4 separate regions of the Homo sapiens genome follow, and all the other regions are linked to region 4. A link is a contact called in ENCODE Hi-C or POLR2A ChIA-PET data. All regions are on one chromosome and are shown on one strand. Each heading gives the region's core, a stretch centred on a gene start or an enhancer-like site at or near the end of the contact. The rest is flanking DNA. Distances are from core to core; before and after follow the strand shown. Region 1 has its middle 66 kb from the start of DACT1. Region 2 has its middle 74 kb from the start of LINC01500. Region 3 overlaps KIAA0586. Region 4 holds the start of DACT1 (dishevelled binding antagonist of beta catenin 1).

Evidence for each region. A loop is a pair of places that touch in the nucleus more often than their neighbours do. ChIA-PET counts read pairs that join two places held with the same protein, here RNA polymerase II (POLR2A). Pooled maps may share reads with other maps.
Region 1: a loop to region 4 is called in a map of naive thymus-derived CD4-positive, alpha-beta T cell, with 7 times the contacts of the local background. The contact joins the enhancer-like site here to the promoter of DACT1 in region 4. A Hi-C loop is called at or near these places in 7 of 168 maps with a recorded cell type or tissue (CD4-positive, alpha-beta memory T cell, GM12878, IMR-90 and 3 more), 1 of 37 single-sample maps with no recorded cell type and 13 of 50 pooled maps. POLR2A ChIA-PET finds 5 or more read pairs at or near these places in 11 of 52 experiments (AG04450, BJ, CD4-positive, alpha-beta T cell and 7 more).
Region 2: a map of dorsolateral prefrontal cortex shows a loop between it and region 4 (2.4-fold over the local background). The contact joins the enhancer-like site here to the promoter of DACT1 in region 4. A Hi-C loop is called at or near these places in 6 of 168 maps with a recorded cell type or tissue (Calu3, GM12878, IMR-90 and 3 more), 21 of 37 single-sample maps with no recorded cell type and 19 of 50 pooled maps. POLR2A ChIA-PET finds 5 or more read pairs at or near these places in 3 of 52 experiments (A549, IMR-90 and activated T-cell).
Region 3: a loop to region 4 is called in a map of dorsolateral prefrontal cortex, with 7 times the contacts of the local background. The contact joins the enhancer-like site here to the promoter of DACT1 in region 4. A Hi-C loop is called at or near these places in 6 of 168 maps with a recorded cell type or tissue (Right ventricle myocardium inferior, aorta, ascending aorta and 2 more) and 11 of 50 pooled maps. POLR2A ChIA-PET finds 5 or more read pairs at or near these places in 5 of 52 experiments (AG04450, BJ, CD4-positive, alpha-beta T cell and 2 more).

The regions. Positions count from the first base shown.
Region 1 is chr14:58,568,782-58,574,904 of GRCh38, forward strand. No RefSeq gene overlaps it. Among named protein-coding and RNA genes, the nearest start is that of DACT1, 66 kb to the right of the region's middle. Within about 2 kb of position 3,395, at least 2 of the 41 ENCODE cell types and tissues checked have a DNase peak (open chromatin) inside an H3K27ac peak, as active enhancers do; they include CD4-positive, alpha-beta T cell, where a contact is called at or near this core.
Region 2 is chr14:58,751,100-58,757,108 of GRCh38, forward strand. No RefSeq gene overlaps it. Among named protein-coding and RNA genes, the nearest start is that of LINC01500, 74 kb to the right of the region's middle. RefSeq lists enhancers at 903-1,625, 1,672-1,966. Within about 2 kb of position 1,837, at least 22 of the 41 ENCODE cell types and tissues checked have a DNase peak (open chromatin) inside an H3K27ac peak, as active enhancers do; they include dorsolateral prefrontal cortex, where a contact is called at or near this core.
Region 3 is chr14:58,529,720-58,535,354 of GRCh38, forward strand. The region is part of intron 29 of KIAA0586; the gene reads left to right. Among named protein-coding and RNA genes, the nearest start is that of KIAA0586, 100 kb to the left of the region's middle. RefSeq lists a silencer at 5,138-5,338. Within about 2 kb of position 3,857, at least 6 of the 41 ENCODE cell types and tissues checked have a DNase peak (open chromatin) inside an H3K27ac peak, as active enhancers do; they include dorsolateral prefrontal cortex, where a contact is called at or near this core.
Region 4 is chr14:58,633,948-58,639,563 of GRCh38, forward strand. It overlaps DACT1 (dishevelled binding antagonist of beta catenin 1), which reads left to right and starts at 4,015. Exons shown (of 4, transcript NM_001079520.2): 1 at 4,015-4,600. The coding sequence starts at 4,256. RefSeq lists a silencer at 3,806-4,515.

The sequences.
Region 1 (6,123 bases), core at 2,145-4,644, 66 kb before region 4:
CAAATGCATGTGAAAAATGTTGAACACAGGTTAAAAGCATGGATTTTGGAGTGACACCTGGGTTTGAATGCCAGCTCTCTGGCTTGATGGGTTATGTGGTCTTAAGCAAGTCAGTCATTTAGAGTTCTGGTGAAGTGGGAAGTATTTGTGTATGTGATATCTACAATTGTCTGTAAAGGATGACCTGGGATTGAACATATAAAGTAGACTACTTAGTCCTTGTTCCCTAATGAGCCAATAAATGGTAGCTAGTTACAAATGTTCCAGCAGGGAACTCCTGACCAACATTTCTACACCCAACTTGGAATCTTCCCAAAATAATTACGTTGAGCTGCTTTGAGTAACTAGGTTTATATAGGAGTCATGGTTGATGATCCAGATAATGTCCTCCTAATTGGAAATCATAAAGCAAAGTTGCAGGGCAGTGCTAAGTAGCTGGCCCAGTAGGCCCTGTCCTACTTGAGCCAGCTCCTTGCCTGTCAGTAATGACCAGCTTAGTGATGTGATTTGAGCATAGAATACCCTGTGGAGCCATGTGGATGGCATTGCAGAGAGAGAAGAAAAACTGATCATTCTGGTTCTTGCCCCATGATTTTGACCCTCAGTGCTGGAGGTGAAAGAAAAACATGAAACTGGAGAGATAGCCCTTTCCACCAAGCTTAGCTGAAATAATCTGGTTTCAAGCATCCCAGATCATCTCTGCCAAATGTTGGTCCCAGCTGAGCCTCTACTGGTCTGATCTCTCAATCAGCAAAACCCATGGATACCTTTTAAAAATTGTCCCACTTGGATTGTTTTAGAAATCTACCTGTGCCTCATGTGAACAACTTGTGGGGAAAAATTATATTTCTTACACATATAATATAACAATAGCACAAACAAGGAATTTTTCTATAATTTCACCAGCCTGACACACACAGTTTTATTGTCCTATAATCCTCCCCAAGATTTATGCTGTGCATGGTTTTATATAATTACATTATTACATAGGTATAATATTTAGATTGATTTTATTAGATAAGCAATGCATGAATATATATGTCCTGTAAAAATTCAAAACAATAGAAGTCTATAGAGCTAAAAGTGAAAGTCTTCATTACCTCATCCAAATCAGTTTTAGTTTTGTTATCATTTTGTTTTTTTCAAAAGTGAAATCAACTGTAAGTGTTGTCTGTGACTTCCTTTTATTCTCTTAACATGTCTTAGAACTTTCCTTGTCAGTACCTGGACCAAATGTTATAGTGTGCTTTTTTTCATTTAATTTTTTTTTCTTTGAGACAGAGTCTGGCTCTGTTGCCCAGGCTGGAGTGCAGTGGCGCGATCTCCGCTCACTGCAAGCTCCGCCTCCCGGCTTCACGCCATTCTCCTGCCTCAGCCTTACGAGTAGCTGGGACTACAGGCGCCCGCCGCCACACCCAGCTAATTTTTTGTATTTTTAGTAGAGATGGGGTTTCACCATGTTAGCCAGGATGGTCTCGATCTCCTGACCTCGTGATCCGCCTGCCTAGGCCTCCCAAAGTGCTGGGATTACAGATGTGAGCCACTGCACCCGGCCTTCATTTAATATTTTTATAAGTATTTCTTCATGTTGCCAAATATTTTTATAATTTTTTTGAATGATGGGCGTGAGTGGGATTGAGACTTGGTGGCTTATTTATCGGATATAAAATAAGCTATCTCCAAATGGCATGATCCCAAATGAGCAGTGCTTATTTGGTACTGAGTTTATTGGAGAATCATAGAATGGTTCACCAAAAAGGGTTTCAGCCTATTCCCATTTTACAGATGAGGCAACCGAAGCTCCTAAATGGAGCACAGGAAGCAGAATGTCTTGCAGATCTGAGGTTGAGGACCACATGTAAGAAGGAGCTTGGGTACCCGATGACTTCCTTGAGGAGTGTGCCAGCCCTGGGTTGCCCAAACCTGGACTTCTTATTACATGACAAAAAAACCCAGCTTTTGGTTTGGTCACTGTAGTGGGGTTTCTATTACATGTAGCCACATACACTCCCTACTGACACAGCTATGTTCATTCATTCATTTATTCACTCACCAAACAGTTATTTAGTTTTAGTCATGTGCCTGCAATGTACAGGCTATGTTCATAACACTAATAGCTAGCATTTATGGAATACTTAGTACATACAATGCTTATGCCGAGAACTTTACATGTCTGTTCATTTTGTATTCACCACAACCCTCCAAAGTAGATATTATTATCCTAATTTTACAAATGAAGAAACTGAAACTCAGATGAAATAACCTACTCAACAGCACCCAAGTAATAAGCTCCAAAGCCTCTCTGACACTTAACTGCAAGAAATTTCACTTTATTTATCCTTTGGGACATAGGAACCCATACAATTTTTTCTTTGGGTTTTTTTTTTTTTTTAGAAAGATCAAATTCCATCTTTATAATCACACTGTGAATTAGATGTAGTTATTCCCATTTTCTTTTTCTTTCTTTCTTTTCTTTTTTAGACAGGATCTCGCTCTGTTGCTTAGGCTAGAGTGCAGTGGTGTAATCATAGCTCACTGCAGCCTCGACCCCCACCTTGGACTCATGCAATCCTCCCGCCTCACTCTCCCAAGTAGCTGGGACCACAGGTATGTGCCACCATACCTAGATAATGTTTTAAACTTTTCTGTAGAGACAGGGGTCTCCCTATGTTGCCCAGGCTGGTTGGAACTCCTGGCCTCAGGCGATCCTTCCACCTCAGCCTCCCAAAGTGCTAGGAATTACAAGCGTGAGCCACTACAACTGGCCACTGGGCCAATTTTAAATGTCTCTGGCAGGGCTCTCTCCCACATTGCCCACTTCTCGTCCAAGAGAAAACGCTCACTTATCCTTGCACCTTTCCCTCCCCCTTGGTGGGATGTGTGGCACTTCCCATCTTTAAATGAGATTAAGAGAGATCAACTGACTTTAATACAATTAATTCAATGTGACAAGCATGTATTGGGCACTGTGTTCTGGATACTTAGGTGCTGAGGCTACAAAGCCAAATGAGGCAAGGCCTGGCTATAGTGTATGCTGCAGGGAAGGCAAGGCTTTTCTGGAATTACAGAGGTGGCAGAAGTTGTGTTTTCTCCGGCTGGCATCAATTCCTGACTTTCTGTCAGCAGAATATTCCAGACAGGCTGGTTTCTATAAAATTCCTAGGGAGAATCCCAGGGTTTAGGTTCTGGGGGAAGGGAAGAGAGGAAATTGGCAAAAGATACTGCTTGAAAAGGCTGTTTTTCCGTCTTTCCAAATCAGGTACAAAATAATGAACTGACACAGAACGCTTTCTATTTGTTAACTGTTCAGTTTTCCCTAGCACAGGGAGGAGAGTGAGAGAACGGCAACCTTTGCCACATGATTGGAGGCAGATTTGTTTACCAGATCAAAGCCTGTGGGTAATGGAAACCTCGGGGTAGAGGGGGTGGTGCCATGCAGCGGGGCCTACAGAGCCTACTTAGCTGAATGTCTTACTCTGTATATTCTGGAGCTTGAACTGCACTACTTTGAAACGCCAGCTCTCTTTAGATTAGTCACAGGGGGATACCCAGGTTGCTGGAATTGCTCAGGGATTCCAAGATGTTTACAGAGTGAAGCTACTGGGTCTGGATCACGTTCCTTTCAGATACTGTAGACATATCCTGTGACTTAAGGGAAAAGTGACAACGTCTTTGTTCCTCTAACCTGTGGGTAGCTAATTTTGAAATGATTAACATTTCCTGGTGTTAAGCTTTCTGAAAGACTCTCTATGTATCTAATGATTTCTAAGGAAATATAGAATCTACACTATAATGATTTTACTGGAAGCCAAAGGAAATACATTAATTGTAAGTGTAGAGCAAGAGGGCAGGAAAGAAGCACCGCAAATCAACATCCTCATCACTTCCAGTGAGGGAGGCTGGGTGAGAAGGGGGCCAGGAAGACCTTTACTTTAAGTGTATTGTTCAAATTGTTCTTCATAATGAATCTGTACTAATGTGTTACTTCTACAACATCAATATTTGTTGAATGCTTCTAGAAAGAAAAAAATCTTTTCCATAATATGTATTAAAAGTGTTTCTTGAGTTCAATTATTTCCAATTATGGAAATCTCGTTACTCTTTTTAAAAGAACAACTGAACATAATGTCATGTCTTGAAAATAAATGTTTCAAATGACAAGATAGTTTGGGATTGGAATTCCCTTCTCCAGAGGTTGTTTGCACTGGGAATGGACCCATAATACTTCACAAACAGTGCTGGAATGATTTGTGACTGCTAAGTGCCCAGAGACCAAGCAGCCCCTGGTGTGTGCCTGGTACTGTTATTAATATATCTGTCATCTTTGCCTGCTCTACAAATGTTAACTGGTTCATCCTCAAGTGGTATGAAGAAGTTCTTTGCTGCAGTTTTTGCTGAGGAATATATAGAGGTTAAGGGGGCTTTTTCTTTTCTTTTTTTTTTGTTTGTTTGTTTGTTTGTTTTTTGAGACAGAGTCTCGCTCTGTCACCCAGGCTGGAGTACAGTGGCATGATCTCAGCTCACTGCAAACTCTGCCTCCCGGGTTCAAGCGATTCTCCTGCCTCAGCCTCCCAAAATGCTGGGATTACAGGCATGAGCCACTGTGCCTGGCCAAGGGGGTTTTTTCACTGTGATTTTTGTGTGGGTTGATTTAGCAGTTGGTGAAATAGTGAGGGAATGGAAGGCAAGAAATTCTGTTCCATCACCAGCATGATGTCCTTTATGCTTTGTGTTCAAGGACTCCACTTCTCGGCCATGTGTGGGGCGTGGACACCTTCGGTGAGGCTGGGAGTCCCTGTGTGGGGGCGTTGAGAGTAGGGAGTCCTGGCTACTGAGTCCACGGGGGGTAAAGGCTGTCACAAAACCCTTTCCCCTTCTACCTGAGAATTTTACCTTCGAATAATTTCTTTCTCTGTTTCCCCCAGAAACCTGACAAAGGTAGTATGTCAACTGTGTTATTAGGTATAGTAACTGATGTCAAAAATGACTCCTTACTGGTAAATTGCACCTGTACTGGGAGAACTAAATGCCTAAGAGGAAGCCATAGCTTTGGGCTTGGCCGAGAGCAGTGACTCTTGACACAGGGTATGTCCCTTGAGGTGATGCTGACAGCTGTTGTGGAGTTGTTACAAGACATATTGGCTCCTGTGGGGCATGAGGCTCCGGGGCTAGGGAGGATTCTACATGTGCTTGATGTGGTCTCATTTTCTTGTACTAGAACCCTGGGAAGCCAAAGAGGCCATCTCTTGCTGTATGGATTGCTGTATAGATTACTTCCGAGGAAAACAAACGCTGATGCTTCACTGCTAGCAAATAGAATATCCTGGCTTATATCCTGATACCAAGTGTGATTGACTGCAGTCTTGTACGTCTGAATATGTAGCTGAGTCTAAGAAGCCCCTCGATGGGTTTCGCAAATCCACTCTGCAGCCATTTCCTAAGAAATGTCTCTTCCAGAGGCTTGTTGGGAGCCAGACATGGACCCATTTTCCTTCTTGTAGAACCCACAAATCTCTCCCCTTCCTTGTCTATAGGGAATCTCTTCCTCTGAATGTCTTATTGAAGTCTTTTTGATAATCCCATTTTCCCTCATGCTCTTAACACGATCTCTATGGTGAGTATAAGTCCTTCAATAAGACTAGAGGAGCCATTGCCTTCAAGTATCTTTGCCTTCTGCCCTGCAAAAACTGCTGAGACAAGGAAATACTAAAGTTACCTGTTGGGAAAGGTGGGCAGTGGGGAATAGAAAATAAAACTCAAGTTAATACATAGGAAACCATGCCGTCACACTTGTTAATATTAATAATAAAAATCCCTTACCTTTATCCAGGGCTTGGTTCTTTGCAAAGTGTTTTCACAACCAGCCTCTCATTTCAGCCTGACAGTGCCTTGTAAGGGAATCAGGCAGTGATGTGGTAAGCACTCAAAAGGGAGAGGGAATCCCTGGTTTGTGCCAGTTTCATACTACCAATGATTTAACAACTCTGAATTTCTAGATATTTAGCAATTGGCTCAGGGGAGCTGGTGTGAGCAGACTCTAGCACCCCCTTGGAGTCAGGACAGGTATAATCATCCTGATTTGAAGGCAAGGAAAGTGAAGCTCAGAAATGTTGTCGAAGGCCA
Region 2 (6,009 bases), core at 587-3,086, 110 kb after region 4:
CTGCTGCCTTGGCTGCCTCTGGACTTTGGGCACTGGTAAGCATGGGAGGGAGCCTGAGTGGGGGCTAAGGGCGGCTCTGCATGGGCCTTTAGGTGTCCCTCAGCATGAATAGCCTGGGTGACAGCAGGAGGCAGACAGGCTCCTGGGTGGAAAGGAGTGGGTCCCTAGTGAAGCTCTACCTTCGAGCTGGGGAAGGCCTGAAGCCTGACGGCCAGGCTGCCGGCCCCACAGACCAGAGTGGGAACTTACGGTACTTTTTCCAGGCCCACCCATGGCCACCCACGGACCAATCAGTAGGCACTTCTTCCTCTCTGAAGTCCATAAAAACCCCAGACTCAGACAGACTCAAGGAGATGACAGGACAACCTGCCTGCAGAGAGGAGCTCCCCACTCCAGGGTCTCCTCTCTGTTGAGAACTGAACACTCATCGGGACGCCCTGCCTGTGGAGAGGAGCTACCCAATGCAGGTCTCCTCTGAGCTGTTCTGTCACTCAATAAAGCTCCTCTTTGCCTTGCTAACTGTCCACTTTTCCCTGTACCTCATTCTTCCTGGATGCAGGACAATAACTCAGGACTCACTGAATGGTGGGGCTGAAAGAGCTGTAACACAAACAAGGCTGAAACACACCCCTTGCTCACCACACTGTGGGTGACAAGGAGAGAAGAGAGAAGGAGAGAAGAGTTGCGGCCCTTCAGGGAGCCCAGACCTAGGATCTCCCCCAGCCAGGGCTGTGACACCCTCTTTGGGGCTCTGCGGTTCCTGGTGTCTTCAAGCTTCTGAGCACCACTGGATTCCCCAGTGCCAGCTATGGAAGCTGCTTATGGTACACCTGGGCTGGCACCTGGAGCTGTCTGCCCCACCCACCACCAGCATGCCTGGCTGTGCACAGTGGCCGGACCCCATGCTTGCTCACTCATATACCCCTTACCGCTCCACTCGCTCTTGGCAGGTATGAGATCCAGGCCAGTAGAGCGAGCTGAGTGCAGCCTGCCAGGCTAAGTGGGCAGTACAAGCCCAGCAGGCCTGAGGAAAACTTGGGCAAAGGTGCCATTGGCCCTGTGGCTTTCAGCTGGACAAGCAACACCTCAAGAATCCCGTGACATTACTATAGTGGCCATTTGACAGATGAGGAAACCATGGCTCAGAAAAGTTAAGTACCTTGCCCGAAGTTACCTATTTGGATAGAGAAGGAGGTATATTAACCTCAACTGAAAGCCTGGCTTGGCTAAGGTCCCTCTGAATGGCTTGCTGTTATTAGAATTAGCGGGAACGGGGGCCTAGTACTAGCTGATGGAGAAGAGGCTCATACTAAACTGAGGATCCTTTGAGCTACAAAAAGCTGGGCACGTGAGCTATAGTCATTGCCATTGGCAGCTGGAGTCCATCCCGATCCCAAGGCTGGGACTCAAGCCACAAATGACCTGCTTCAAAGTATTTCTTAATTCAAATTAGGAATACTTTCATTCAGTCCATAAACAAGTCCATTAAATTATGAGTGTGGCTGTTCCATCTAAACAATCAGAAGTAATGCCTCTCACACTAAAGCACCTACTGCATTTTGAGGAATGAAAAATTTGCCTCTTAGCTAAATATATGACAGAATGTGATGTTTTAATGAAAACCTTGGTACAATTATTGTGAATCCAGTCCTTATCCTGAGCTCAGAATATGGCCCAAACTCTTTTCGGTTCTATTCATACTTTCAGCTAAGTGTCAGGATTCAGGGCATGCCCATAGCAAAGGCTGGGCTCAGTCACAGCAACAATAGAAAACGCAGTTCCAAGCAAAAGGCAGGAGCAGGCGTGTTGCTGGCAGACAGCCGACTTGGCAGGCAGTGGCGGGGCACCTTCCGGGAACTTTGCTCAACAGTCCAAGTGACCCCGAGAGTCCTATGAGAGAAGCTCAGAAAATCAGAAGCAGAGGGTCACATTTGATCAGTCCACAGTGTCTTCTGAGGAAAGGCCATCACATGTTTTACGGGGAGGCTGGCACCCATGTTACCAGTTCCTGTTTTTCTGTTAAATGTTACTGTTTAACAGAATAACCTTCCTGGTGCTGACTTGACCGACAAAAATAAATTTAAGGAGATATTAAACTGTTGAGAGTCAAGTGTAGAAGAGGAAGGGGAAATTCTTACAACCAATTGCAACTATGTATCCGAAAGCAAGGGGGCCAGAAGCTTTGTATTTTAATTGCAAATTTAAAAATTCCCAATCTTGTGATTTTCTTCCAAAGCAGTTGTTACTCAGCTCCTAACACTTCTCGTATTCTACACGTCTTTAATCACTCTTTTCACTTTTGCCTCAGGGAAGCAATATCCAATTTACGAACATGTTTTTTTCTAAAAGATTATTTGTAAACTGGTTATTGGGAACTAAAAATACATTTTTCCATAGAAGTTATAACGTTGTAAATAGCAGTTAAAATCTCAACAGACTCTTCATACAGTAAAACTCATTAATAATAATATACAGCTATTACTATAAGGAAGTGAGTTCCTCATTCTAATTCTAAATTGAGCCTCTACCTAATCAATTAACTCCTGTGGGCTCATGATTGTTCTAATCAAAAATAAGAGAACAGGCCAGGCATGATGGCTGATGCCTATAGTCTCAGTGCTTTGGGAGGCTGAGATGAGAGGATTGCTTGAAGCCAGAAGTTCGAGACCAGCCTGAACAATACCGTGAGACCCTATCTCTACAAACAATAAAAATTATCTGGGTGTGGTGGCATATATTTGTAGTACTAGATACTTGAGAGACTGAAGAAGGAGGACCCCTTGAGCCCAGGAGTTTAAGGCTGCAGTGAGCTATGGTTGTGTCACTGCACTCCAAACAGAGGAAGGTCCTGTCTCTAATAACAATAATAAAAATAGAACTATTCAAATCAAGAAATATCAAGTGTTTGTGTGGAATGCAACTTAAGCTCAATATTATAATGTCACACAGAATGGCATGAAGGCAATTAGGCCAGGGTCCGGGGGCGAGGGTGACTTCAGCTAGGCTTTGAAGAATGATTCAGATTTGAATTGGTGGAGGAAAAAGGGAAGATCATTTCAGGCAAAATGAGTAAAAATATGGAAATAGGAAGAATCCTGGATGGAAAATGAGATGTGGTAATGGGGATATGCTGGAGAAACTAAAGCTTTGTATGGAGAGTAGAACAGCCTTGGGACAGCTGAGCATTTGGACTGCCTCAAATGAGGAATTTGGAATTTAAAGAAAGAAGGTGTTTAATAAATATTTGTTGAATGAATGAAAGGATGTCTTATTTATATTATACTTTGGTTCCTAGCCTTCTCTCCCCCTGATTTATTTTATCTCACTGTCTTCTCCTATTTCTTTCTTCTCAGGCCTCTTGAACCTTCTAGTTGTTTTTTTCCCAGCATATATAAAACTTTCTCCATCTTCCTACACAAGTGAGCAGGAGCATTTCCATGATTCTTAATTAAATCCAGTAGTTTTTGGAAATCCTGCTAAGGAGGCGTTACATCTCCATTTGCTGGCTCTTCATTCCTATTACAGGCCTCCTCCTCTCCCCACTGTGAGCCTGGGAGGGAGTGCACATGGGCGTCTTCAAGGTTTCTAAGTAGGCTGCTCAGCAGTGGGCTCCTCTGGCAGATCCCCAGCAACCCAGAGCCCTGAAGTTTTGCCCATATGCATGACAGATTTTATTTGATTTGTTTATATATTTTTTGAGACAGAGTCTCACTCTGTGGCCCAGGCTGCAGTGCAGTGGCATGATCTGGACTCACTGGAACCTCTGCCTCCTGAGTTCAAGCGATTCTTCCACCTCAGCACCCCTGAGTAGCTGGGACTACAGGCATGTGCCACTATGCGCGGCTAATTTTTGTATTTTTTGTAGAGACAAGGTTTTGTCATGTTACCCAGGCTGGTCTCAAACTCCTGGGCTCAAGTAATCCACCCACCTTGGCCTCCCAAAGTGCTAGGATTACAGGTGTGAGCCACCCCACCTGGCCTTATATCTATATTTTAATCAAAACAGTCTCCATGAACTTTATAACTGGATCTGAATTCCCACTCTTAGAGAGTCATTTGTTTCCTTTAGGCCAGAGTCCAGTTAAAAGTAGAAACTTATGTGGGTAAAGCCTTATTGTTCATTCAATGCTGAATGTGAATGAGTTTGAAGTCCTTTGAGTCATTAGGGCTTTGAGAAACATTCTCTAAGGAGTTGCTCTCAACCTGGGGAGCTGTATAAAACATGCAGACTATTGGGCCCCACTCTTGGGAATTCTTATTTGCTAGGTCTGAGGTATGGCCTGGGGATTTGCCATCCATGGCAGATAGAAACTCCTTGCATGATTCTGATACTAGTTAAAGCTGTAAAGCCGCTGATTATAGCACAGTGCCTTTCCCTTAGCAGAGAGTTATTGTGTTGAGTGCTTGAAGGGGAGGCCTAAGCCCGAATGGGCAGGCAGGCCTTGGTAAGATTCAGCTGTGGGGGCTTGTTTTCAAATGGGGCTCTGTGTTAAAATGGGAACTGCCTGCATAGAGAGTTTTTGGCCACTTTGGGCTACTCACTTGGGAGATGATGTCTGCTGTCGTCAGGAAAAGGGGGAGATTTTTTTCCCACTTCAGAGGCTTTCTTTGGGTATGCCAAATTGAGTTTGTTTAGGCTCTGTGCTGTGCAGAGCAGCTGGGGAGAGGAGGAGCTAGCAGCTAGCAGCTGGCTCTGAAGTTAGCATTCTGTGTGTAAACACCTTGGTACCTACAAGCCAGCAGCTTCAATGTCTTTTGTGACACCTCCTCCCTGGGAAGTTTCTACCTGTTGGCTATTGTGCCCACTGTTTCTACAGTGGTCCTACCATCAGGGCCTGTTTTGAGGCTTGTGGCCCTCAAATTTTTCCAGTGTAGAAATAGATTTCCCCAGTATAGAAATATTTGGTGGGGGAAGGGAATTTTGAACAAAATTACTCTGTAATCTCCCTGGTGATGGCCTTTGGCATGGCCTTTCTCTGTTTGCTTCACCCACAATATTCATGTGGCAAAGATAAAAACAATAATGGTCCTCTTTCTGGATCATTATAATTTGGAGGGTTTGCCCAGGTTGGGTGTAGACAAAGGGAAGGAATGATAATTTAAAGCAGATGTGCTATTCTTATGTAAACTGAGCCTGAGGTACTACAGGAAAACTTTGGCATTATTCAGGCCCTGAAACTGCATCTCTGAAAGTTCATTTTCCTGACAAGCATCTCTCCTCTTCTTCCTACTCCGTTCCCAGCCCATGTTCAGGAGAAAAGGCAATCATTGTAAACCAAGAGAAAATTCACCCAAGGATGTTCATCAAAGCTGGGTGTAGTTTCTGCCTTTTGCCCCAGCTGCAGGGTTGGAGGCAGGCATTGGTATGGCCGACAGGGTGGCCCCCGAGAGATGTCATACGTCTGCCATTCTCCTTTTTCTAACCAAAGAACTAGGTCCTTCCATTTGTGCTCTTTTAAAAACACATTCCTCTAGGGGTTAGGGGAGACATTCCAAACTCCCCTGGACTCTGGCATTTTTGTCACTGTATCCCAGCATATGTCCAGGGTCTTGGCACATAATGAGTGCTTTGAAATATTTGTTGAGTAGATGGTGATGACCATTCTACATTCTGGTTTTGGTTAGATTAAGACTGCTTATTTTTCCATTTTATAGATACCGAGATTTTTTCCTTATCTCAGTCATAATCTTCATGCCCTGCTCATACCCCTCGAAGGCCATCTTTGGGCCCTTGGAGGTGGAATAATACTTTATATTTTCTTCCATCACATGCCTTATTCTCTCAAGATTATCTTTTTTACTCCCTTTTACTTTTGGTCATCCATGTAGATGTGTGCAGCTATAGCTCATTGATTTTCTCTGCTGCCAGAGTCTTCCATGTGTGGAATCATTGGGTCATAAGTATATATATCTTCACCTTTACAAAATTATGTCAAATAGTTTTCCAAAGTGATTGTATCTATATCATTCTGTTCCAATTATTTAATGGTGCAAATGACCCCAAGTTGA
Region 3 (5,635 bases), core at 2,607-5,106, 100 kb before region 4:
GCTATTTATGACAAACCCACAGCCAATATCATACTGTATGGGCAAAAGCTGGAAGCATTCCCTTTGTAAACCAGCACAAGACAAGGATGCCCTCTCTCACCACTCCGATTCAACACACTACTGGAAGTTCTGGCCAGGGCAATCAGGCAAGAGAGAGAAATAAAGCATATTCAAATAGGAAGGGAGGAAGTCAAATTGTCTCTGTTTGCAGATGACAAGATTGTATATTTAGAAAACTCCATCATCTCAGCCCAAAATCTCCTTAAGCTGATAAGCAACTTCAGCAAAGTCTCAGGGTACAAAATCAATGTGCAAAAATCACAAGCATTCCTATATGCCAATAATAGCCAAATCGTGAGTGAACTCCCATTCACAACTGCTATAAAGAGAATAAGATACTTAGGAATACAACTTACAAGAGGTTTGAAGGACTTTTTCAAGGAGAACTACAAACCACTGCTCAAGGAAATAAGGACACAAACAAATGGCAAAACATTCCATGCTTATGGATAGGAAGAATCAATATTGTGAAAAAGACCATACTGCCCAAAGTAATTTATAGATTCAGTGCTATCCCCATCAAGCTACCAATGACTTTCTTCACAGAATTAGAAAAAACTACTTTAAATTTCATATGGAACCTAAAAAGAGCCCATATAGCCAAGACAGTCCTAAGCAAAAAGAACAAAGCTGGAGGCATCACGCTACCTGACTTCAAACTATATTACAAGGCTACAGTAACCAAAACAGCATGGTACTGGTACCAAAACAGATATATAGACCAATGGAACAAAACAGAGGCCTAATAAATAACACCACACATCTACAGCCATCTGATCTTTGACAGACCTGACAGAAACAAGCAATGGGGAAAGGATTCCCTATTTAATAAATGGTGGTGGGAAAACTGGCTAGCCATATGCAGAAAACTGAAACTGGACCTCTTCCTTACACCTTATACAAAAATTAATTCAAGATGGATTAAAGACTTAAACATAAGACCTAAAACCATAAAAACCCTAGAAGAAAACCTAGGCAGTACCATTCAGGACATAGGCATGGGCAAAGACCTCATGACTAAAACACCAAAAGCAATGGCAACAAAAGTCAAAATAGACAAATGGGATCTAATTAAACTAAAGAGCTTCTGCACAGCAAAAGAAACTATCATCAGATGAACAGGCAACCTACAGAATGGGAGAAAATTTTTGCAATCTATCCATCTGACAAAGGGCTAATATCTAGAATCTGTGAGGAACTTAAACAAATTTACAAGAAAAAAACAACCCCATCAAAAAGCGGGCAAAGGGGCCGGGTGCAGTGGCTCACGCCTGTAATCCCAGCACTTTGGGCTTTGGGAGGCCAAGGCAGGTGGATCACGAGGTCAGGAGATGGAGAGCGTCCTGGCTAACACAGTGAAACCCCGTCTCTACTAAAATGTACAAAAAAAAAAAAAAATTAGCCGGGCATGGTGGTGGGCACCTGTAGTCCCAGCTACTTTGGAGGCTGAGGCAGGAGAATGGCCTGAACCCAGAAGGCAGAGCTTGCAGTGAGCCGAGATTGCACCACTGCACTCCAGCCTGGGGGACAGACCGAGACTCCGTCTCAAAAAAAAAAAAAAATAAAATAAATAAAAAATAAAAAAAAATTGGGCAAAGGATATCAACAGACACTTCTCAAACGAAGACATTTATGTGGCCAACAAAGATCTGAAAAAAGGCTCATCATCACTGCTCATTAGAGAAATACAAATCAAAACCACAATGAGATACCATCTCATGCCAGTTAGAATGGCGATCATTAGAAAGTCAGGAAACAACAGATGCTGAAGAGGATGTAGAGATATAGGAATGCTTTTACACTGTTGGTGGGAATATAAATCAACCATTGTAGAAGACATTGTGGTGATTCCTCAAGGATCTAGAACCAGAAATACCATTTGACCCAGCAATCCCTTTACTGGGTATATACCCAAAGGATTATAAATCATTCTGCTATAAAGACACATGCACACGTATATTTATTGCAGCACTATTCACAATAGCAAAGACTTGGAACCACCCCAAATGCCCATCAATGATTGACTGGATAAAGAAAATGTGGTACATACACACCATGGAATAATATGCAGCCATGTGTATTATGACTAGTTCATGTCCTTTGCAGGGACATGGATGAAGCTGGAAACCATCATTCTCAGCAAACTAACACAGGAATAGGAAATCAAACACCTCATGTTCTCACTCATAAGTGGGAGTTGAACAATGAGAACACTTGGCCACAGGGAAGGGAATATCACACACCGGGGCCTGTCGGGGGGTGGGGGATAGGGGAGGGATAGCGTTAGGAGAAATACCTAATGTAGATGATGGGTTGATGGGTGCAGCAAACCACCATGGCATGTGTGTACCTATGTAACAAACCTGCACGTTCTGCATATGTATCCCAGAACTTAATGTGTAATTGAAAAAAAAAAGGAAAAAAAAAGTATGCCTGAACATGTATGTGTATGCAGCAGACAAGAGGAGGTAAATACCTATGGCTGATAAGATGGCATCAAACTACATACCAAATTGTTACTTCACTTCTGTTTCTCTGGCTTACTTCAGAATTACCTTGCATAGGATGAAAGATTTAATGGAACAGGAAAGGGTATTTGTGTTCAGCCTCAGCTTTTAGGATGGGAGTAGCCAATGGGTATAATCTGGGCAATCCTGCATGTGCAGACTGGGAAACCCAAGTCTTATATCTCATATACCATAGTAATTTTTACAGTTCCACAGATGAAAATGAAATGAAATCAATTCCATCATTTTCAGAAAAGATATCTTTTAAGAAATCTATTATTATTATTATAAGAGCAAAATAAAACAGGATCACTCTTTTATATAATTACAAAATATTTTTAAATATGTGCATGACAAATGCTGTGTAATACACCTCATTATTTTCAGTGTCCCTGATGGGCTCCTTATCCTTGACCTAAAAATGGTGATTCCAAATTTAAGACTTTCTTGGGTATATTTTTTAATTGGAATAAATACAGAGGTCAAAATTACTCTTGGGTTTCTAAGTAAGAAGAAATGCAATTACTTGTGAATTATTTTAAGCTCGAATGCTATTTGCTCTCTGTTAAAATGGTAAAACAAATTACTCGTTATGGAATATATACCCACAAAAGTCTTTCAGTAAAATGTTATTGCTAAAATGTATCTTAAAATCTAATTGTTAGTCTTTGTTACACTTGTCAGCTCAGAATGGTCAGGAACCTTTTTTTGTGATAAGCCTCACAGAGGCTATGGAAAACAGGAGCACTTTTTTCTTGGGAATATAATTGCAGTAATACTGTACCACCTAATGGAGTCAGAAAAAACAATTTATGTAGAAATATAGTTCTGAGAGCCTTGCGATTATTGCCTTTTGTGTCATTCTACCTACATTACACAAAGTAGGACTTAGGAAGTCCTGGAAATCATATGTTGGATATTTTCTAATTACTGTGTCAGCATGATCAATCATTTTCTAAATTTGCCAGTTTCCTGAAATAGCTTAGCTTATGTTCATAGCACTTTAGAGGAAGCAGCATAAAATTAGTTTCTATTGGTGTCACAAAAGAAATGAAATATTTATCTTTGGCAAAAAGACCTGTACACCAAACTTCAATTAATGAGTACAAGAATTAGAAATCAAAACTTTGTTTAGTCTAAGGAAAAACAGTTCTTTAAACTGTAACCACATGGCTGTTTCTTGTTTGCATCAACTCTGGGTGACTGTTATTGTCTTCTGTGAATTCTCTGGGGCAGGGGCCTGACTTTGTTGAATGAGCCAATTGTTTTCATTTGTGTTGCCCATCTAGTAAGTTCCCATCTGGTTTGTATCAGACTGTTTTCACAGCCAACAACTGCTGCCTTCTCTATATCCTGACACTTCAGGGCCCCACGCTATCAAAGCACTGCTGCGATGGCCTTGCTGGCAGGGCCTATACAGCTGTGCCTTACAGCTTGGAACTATTACCCAGAGTAATGGTAACGTAGAACTTGGACTGGCCCTTATTCCCACTGGTGTCGTGTGTACAGTGAGCAGAAACCCACCCTCTCCCTCTCTCCCCCTTGCCCCGAAACTTGCTATTCAACAGAAAATCTTTAAAGCTCTTATTTTAGGATGTGGAATGGTGGTGTTTTTATTTTCTAGTGGCTTCCTGTATTTGAAAGCTCATTTTTCATTCTTTCACTCTTTCAAAAGTTACCAGGTCTGGCCTTAGGGAAGTGAACTGGTCACTATGTCACATTTAATTTTTGTTTCCATATTTAGTTAGGAATGGCTAGAGATGTCAAAACCCACTGTCAAGGCTACACAGATAATACAGTATATTTTTAGTGATAACCACAAGCCATAATTTGAGAGAAGTCTTCATATTTAGGAAGGGTTTCCATCTCAGAAAATAGATTTTCTGTGTATAGATACAGAGGCACTTAGCTTCAAACTGCTTAGTAAATATTAGGGAGTTACTTTGCCATCAGCTTTGGTAATTATCAAATGTCATTTATAAGAATGTTATAATAGTGACCTTCTCTAACAGTCTGTGGCCTGGTATAATATAGGTGTATTAGAATTATGGGTGTTATTATTGACAAAGATATGGTTGAGTTTAAGTGTAGTTATGATATTATTGCTTAATAGACATAAACTGAAACAGCAAACTTCTTTCCTACCAAAGAAAGGAATTAAATGTGAATTTACAATGTATTAAGATTTTTTAAATGCTGAAGATTAGTTAAAACTGGATTATAGTTTGTGCTTTCAATTAAATCAAGTGGCTGATTGTCGTAGAGCACGAAGTATCCTAGATAGTAAGCCCTGTGAGAGTTAAACTACAGCAACAACAAAATCTCACCTTCTGCTTCTGAATAATTTCAGTGCACTGGTATTTCAAGGTTTTAGGAAAAAAAAATAGAAAGGAATTCATCTTTGTAGTCAGCAGTACGGCCTATGACTTAGTGTAACTATTTATTTGATATTAAAGGTTACCTAGTAATGCCAGTAATTTGGCTTAATTTTATCATTGGAAAAAAGTTTAAAACTACAAAGGTATCATCTTTTAATTGCTGAAACTGCCCTATTGGTTTCTTCCATTTTAACTTTTTTATGGAAGAATAATATACATTCAGAAAAGTACACATATTGTAAGTGTACAGCTCAAAGAATTTTCACAAATACAGTACACTTGTGGAAGCAGTATCCAGCTCAAGAAATTGAACACTGCCAGACCCCCAAAGGCCCTCATGCTCCCTTTCAGCCACAGTCTCTACTCCCACAAGCATAAAGCCACTACTCTGACTTCCAACAACCTAGATTAGTTTCCTTGTTTGCACTTCACATAAATGAAATCATACGGTATGTATGGCTTCTTTCACCAGGCAAACCTATTGTAGTTTTTAAGATTCTTTTAGTTTTTAAACTATTATGGCATGCTTTTATAAAGAATGATCTGAGAGGAATTTGTTTTAGTAGCTGTTTCACAGGCTGTTCAACTAACAGGAAGTGAGTTGTAGATAAAGTTGTCTATTAAAACATAGAGTCTCTCAGTTCTCAACCAAATTTTAATGCTGGAATGTCCCTCTAGACATTCTTGCCC
Region 4 (5,616 bases), core at 2,765-5,264:
AGAAATGGCAGAGCTAAGGGACAAAAGTCTGAGGCTGGTGGAGACTTAATCACCTTAATCAGTGATTACGACGGTGGGGAATGCAACTCACTTCCAGACATTCTAGAATCTTTGGAATCCACAGTGCTCTGCAGGAGGAAGCAGGAGCCTCTTGAAAAACTTACCACCAAACTTCATGGAATCACCCTGGCCTTCTTCAACAAAAACCTCTTTAACAGCACTAAAACACAGCTAAAAGGTAACCTTTTCATGTAGGATGGTTTATTTGGTAGTGTTTGGTTGTGCACCAGAGAGGATGGAAGGAGTTGTTTCATAGCCTTTCAAACAAGACCAGCATTGTCAAACATTTGCTGTTTCTTCTGCTATTCCCCTATTCCCTTCTGCCCTCAAAAGATGTTTAAAATTTTCAGGGCCATGATGTTGCCCCATTTTGCTACCACGCTTCTTTTTTCTTGATCTTTTGTTTCAATGTCTGCTTTCTTTCCCCTGTGTGCTCACTGAAGCCTGATTGTGGGGTCAAGCTATAATTAGTTTATATATGAAGTTTAATTCACTGTGGCTTTTTTGGCATTAGACTCAAATGGGCTTTGATGTCTGGCTGGGGCTTTGATCCCAGACCCTCGAATGGTGGTCATCTCTCCAGCTCAAAGGATTGCCCTTTACTCTTTTCCTCCTATTCGGAGACAGCTTTTCCCAATTACATCATTTGTGTTTGTTTGGCCATAAAAGCTGCAAGGCATCATTTTGTTGCTTTGCTTGATGGCAAAATGTGCAACTGATGCCCCTTACTTTGCTTGGCTGCAATAGAATGTTCACCGCTGGACAAGGCATTTGTAGAATGATGCTCAGACTTTGGTGGGGGTGCTGTTAGGAGCTGTTCTGCCTAAGGACAAAGCATCAGACTGTGTGATATGAGGGACATGTTCTGGCTCTGCCCAGGAAAGATCTTCAAGCATAAGTTAACACCACTGTAATATATTCAGCCAAGACTCTTTTTCATGCTGGCAACTTTATCTTACTCTCCAGATCATCCAGGCAGCAGGTCCACCCCATCGTTAGTGGTACACTTTCTGAGTGTCAATTAACAGTTTTTCTGAGCAGACAGGCGTGTCCAGGGAAAGCAAAAGAACCAACTAGGGCTGAACAACATTAGAAAGGAGATAATGAAATAGCACTAGTGGAGGAAGAAGTACCAGCACCTGCTTTAAAAAGAAAGGGAAAGAAAAATCAAAACAGTAGGGGGAAGTGAGATTCCGTTGGCAACAGAAGGGAGCAGTAGGCGATCACTTTCAACTGCTTCCGGAATACCTGCAACAAAAACAAAGAATCAAAGAGGAAAGAAAATCCAGGCAACTAGACTGGAGGGGAGAAAATTTGGCTGCTAGCTTAAAAAGAGAATAGGGGCAACCCAGCCTGTCTCACTTAATCTGATGACATTGGGAGTTTTCCTGGAAAAACAATTACAGCATTGAGCTCCTTGCTTCTAACTTCATTTGACAGCCTGAGTTTGTTTTAATTGGCATGTGAATGAACAGCATTATTTATTAATGTGTAATGGATACTTTGGAAAGCATAACCTTTTTTCCTATTCGTGACCATTTTATTGGCGGAACCATCTGAATATATTAGTTTTAATATTTAAACTTGCTGAGAACACTTTTTCATGGAGATATACAAGCTGTTACGGCAAATGGCTTGCTTTGGACTAATGAGCCAGCTCAAAGTGGCATTTGGTGAGGAGGGGGGTTGGGAGGGTGGGGAGGTTTGGAGACATAGCGAGCTTGTCTGCCTGACTTAAGATTTATTAGTAGTGTGTAAAAATGTGTTTCAGCTTTTTTTCCCCCTCAACTATACAAATATAGTTGTCGATGTGTGACATAACACAGGCCACAATAATAGACTCCACCCAGTCAGAGGAATCTAATTCAGAGCTGGAAAGCAAGAAGCTTGTTTAGAAATGAGCAGAATGAAACAATGACAGAGGACATGGGTGAGTGGCATTTGGCAAGCAGGATAAGTCACTATCCTTTCGTGCCTTACTAAAATTAGGGAGGAAAATTAGTTCCTATATTATAAAGTAGTGTTTGGCAACAGCAGGCATAAAGAATAGATAACCTGAAGAGAATCGATTTTGTATGCTTATGAACACCTGACCATAATTCCATTTTTAGAGCTAATATACAACCTTGTTAATTATGAATCAAGTTTGTAGTTCTTTCATGTCTGTGGGAGGCAGCAATGGGGAGGAAAGTGAAAGGTGGCAAGGGAGTTCTTTTGTTTTTGTTTTTTGGTAAATGTCAACTTAATTCTATTTGTAGTAGAGATTAAATGGGTACTATTAAGTTTAAAAGTATGCTAATGAAAAAACAATTTACAACCAATCTACATTCTCGAGTCTCTCTCTAGCAATTGTCAGGTGAATGCTTGCAAGGTAATGTGCTGAATACAGCGATACTAAGAGGGTATTAAAACAGTCCCTGCCTTCAGGAAGCTTTCATAATGTAGATGGAGAGAAGAGATACACATAAACACCTACGTAGATAGATATGCGTGTGCACACCCAGATAAATAACCATACAGGTAGCATGGGATCAGAATCAGATATTTATATAGTTAACTGGAGCTCAAAGGTTGGAAGGGTGGTTAGACCACACAGAGAGGGGAGGAAAGAAGAGGAATTCCTAGCACGGGTAAGCAGATGGGCAAAAGTGCAAGTGTCTGAAATAATGATATAGGATGCACTCTTTCACACAACACTTTGCCTGAACTTCAGCAATTGTGACTTGCTGGATTGAATTTCCGAGGTTCTTGGATGTACTGCTTTTAAAGATATATGTGGTACTTTTCCACAGATAAGCCAGCTAGTGGAATTTTCAGACCCCTATCCCACCGGAAATTTCAGTGGGATAGGGGTCTGGAGTAGTGTGTTCCAAGCAGAGATGACCAATACATGATACTTCAAGAGGGAAGACTTATAAATCCCTCTGGAGAAAAGCTACAACTCATATCACCTTTACTATCTATGTGCTAGCCACGTTGTAAGTGCACAGCCCCCACAATATATAGCATATGCTGCATACTATTATAATTCTTCAACAGCAGGTTCCCATAGCAGCTGCTCCCTTTTACAGTGGGGGGAACGTACACAGAGAAGGGAGTAAGTTGCCCGCACAGCTATTTAGGGGTGAAACTGGGATACAAATCCAGACAGTCTGATTTCTGAGTCAGAGCTCTTATTGTAAACGCAGACTAAGTAATAATAAAAGCTCAAACAAAAACCAAAGCGCGCACGCGCGCGCACTCAAATCGTAGGCTTGTAAAAGAATTGATGCAACCTCTCGCTATACAACGACATCCTCCTGCCTAATTTTAAATGCCGTCCATCGTAAGACCGACGTTAAAAAATTAAAACGACAACAAAACTTAAGTTTTAGAACACTGCATTGTGCTCTGTATTGCTTGCCTTTACAAAGTGGAGTTAAGGAACCAACCCCACAGTGTCTGTGAATACACTTGCAATACCTTGCTTGGGAAGTGAAAGAAACCTAACTCGGTGTGAGTGGAAATGAGGAGTGGCCGTGTGGGGAAAGGGTTAAGACTGTGCTGCAACTTGGTCGAGTTTCAGAAAGTTCTCCGGAGAGCCCAACTGCCGCGTCCCGTCGCGGCCCCTGCCTGCGCGGCCGACTGTAACAGGATGCTGGGGCTCCAGGCGCTCGCCCCGAGCTTTGGGCGACGAGAAAGAGCCAATGAGGAGCGAGGGCAAAATCGGGTGCAGTAAACCCGAAAAGGGGGCGAGGAGGCCCGCGAAGAGAGCGGGGGAGGAGGCGGGGAGGGGCGAGGAGGGGCGGGGAGGGCCGAGCGAGGAGGAGGCGGCTCTGGGGGCCGGGCGGCGCGCCTGACAGAGGAGGGGAAGCCTGGGGGCGCAAGCGTCGCAGCCGAGGGGCCGGCGCGGGGAGGCGGGCGCCAGGCGGGGGTTTGCAGGGCCGCCGCGCGTGACGTAGCGCCGGGCAGGGCGTTATCAGCTGCCGGGCCGCGGCGAGGGACGCGCGGCGACAGCGGACGGCGCTGCCCGGGCCGGGACAGCAGCAGCCGGCGGTCGCGCGCAGGACTCGAGGGCTTCTAGCCACCGTCCCCGCCAGCGCCGCGCCCCGCCACAGGGCGGCATGAGCCCACCCGCGGCCGCAGCCCTAGCGCCCTGCTCCTCCGCCTGGGCGGCCCGGCTGCGGTGACGGCTCTCGCTGCCCGACTGGGGGCCATGAAGCCGAGTCCGGCCGGGACGGCGAAGGAGCTGGAGCCTCCGGCGCCGGCCCGAGGCGAGCAGCGCACGGCGGAGCCCGAGGGGCGCTGGCGGGAGAAGGGCGAGGCAGACACCGAGCGGCAGCGCACCCGGGAGCGGCAGGAGGCCACGCTGGCCGGGCTGGCGGAGCTGGAGTACCTGCGCCAGCGCCAAGAGCTGCTGGTCAGGGGCGCCCTGCGCGGCGCCGGGGGTGCGGGAGCCGCTGCGCCCCGCGCTGGGGAGCTACTGGGGGAGGCGGCGCAGCGCAGTCGCCTGGAGGAGAAGTTCTTGGAGGAGAACATCTTGCTGCTAAGAAAGCAATTGGTAGGTCGTGCCCGAAGGTGGAGCACGGCTGTTCCTGCCCAGGGGCTGGAGGTCGGGCAGGTGGCCTGGGGCGGGCGCGAGGTTGACTCTGGCTGGGGAGATGCTCGCTGTTATGGGACGCCCCCGACCGCCCCATACCTCCCTGATCCCCTTCCTGAGTGCCCGCGGCGTGTGGGCTGCCGACGCCCACGCGTTTCTGGCGTGTGCCCGCTTTGTGTCTGGCGACCTCGCGCGGATTGCGGGAAGGGGGTGGCCGCTCTTCCCTCCTCCTCTGCCTTCGGGATTCTTGGAGTCGCCTAGTTCTAACGTTCGGTCTCCTTAGTTAGATGAGTATATGCCCTCTCCCCAGCGGTTTGCAAACTCCCACTTAAAATACCATTTTATTTGGAGGTTTTCTTGACTTTATCTCCTCCCGCCGAGAGGGGCCAAAAGCCAAGGAGGGGGTTTGTGGCGTGCTTAACTGTCCAGGGCCGAGTTTTACGATTACACTGGAGCGCCTGTAGGGAGCCGTGCCTCTCCGAGAGCTCTCCCCAGCATGCCAGCTTTCACCCAGGCTGGTGCTTAATTTCAAATAGAAGCCCTTTGTATAAGGCAGCTCAAACTAGATGGAAATGATGGAAATTTGGCTGGAGACTGTGTCCCCTCCTCTCATATTTTATACGTTCTGCCAGCTGTGATTGGTGGTGGAGGTGGGAGAAAAGAGAACCTGCTCTCGGTAAGCATTTATCTTACTGGGTTTCTGTCAGTGTCTCAGTCTTTCTATGCAGTCTTCATTAATGGGGAAGAAAAAGAACTTTGTAGCTTAATGTATTGATGAACAGCTTTTGACCCCGCCTCAGAATAATGGCGACAGCTTTGTTTTCAGTGACCTTAAAATGTAGTTTTGGAAACAGCAAACGTCCTCACCTGACCAAGTGATACTATCTAAACTAGACACATGCCAGGTAGTGGCCCTCCCACAATAAAGTGGTGATGCTGTGCAGTTGTCATGTGTTTTCTTCTATTATCTCTTTTCA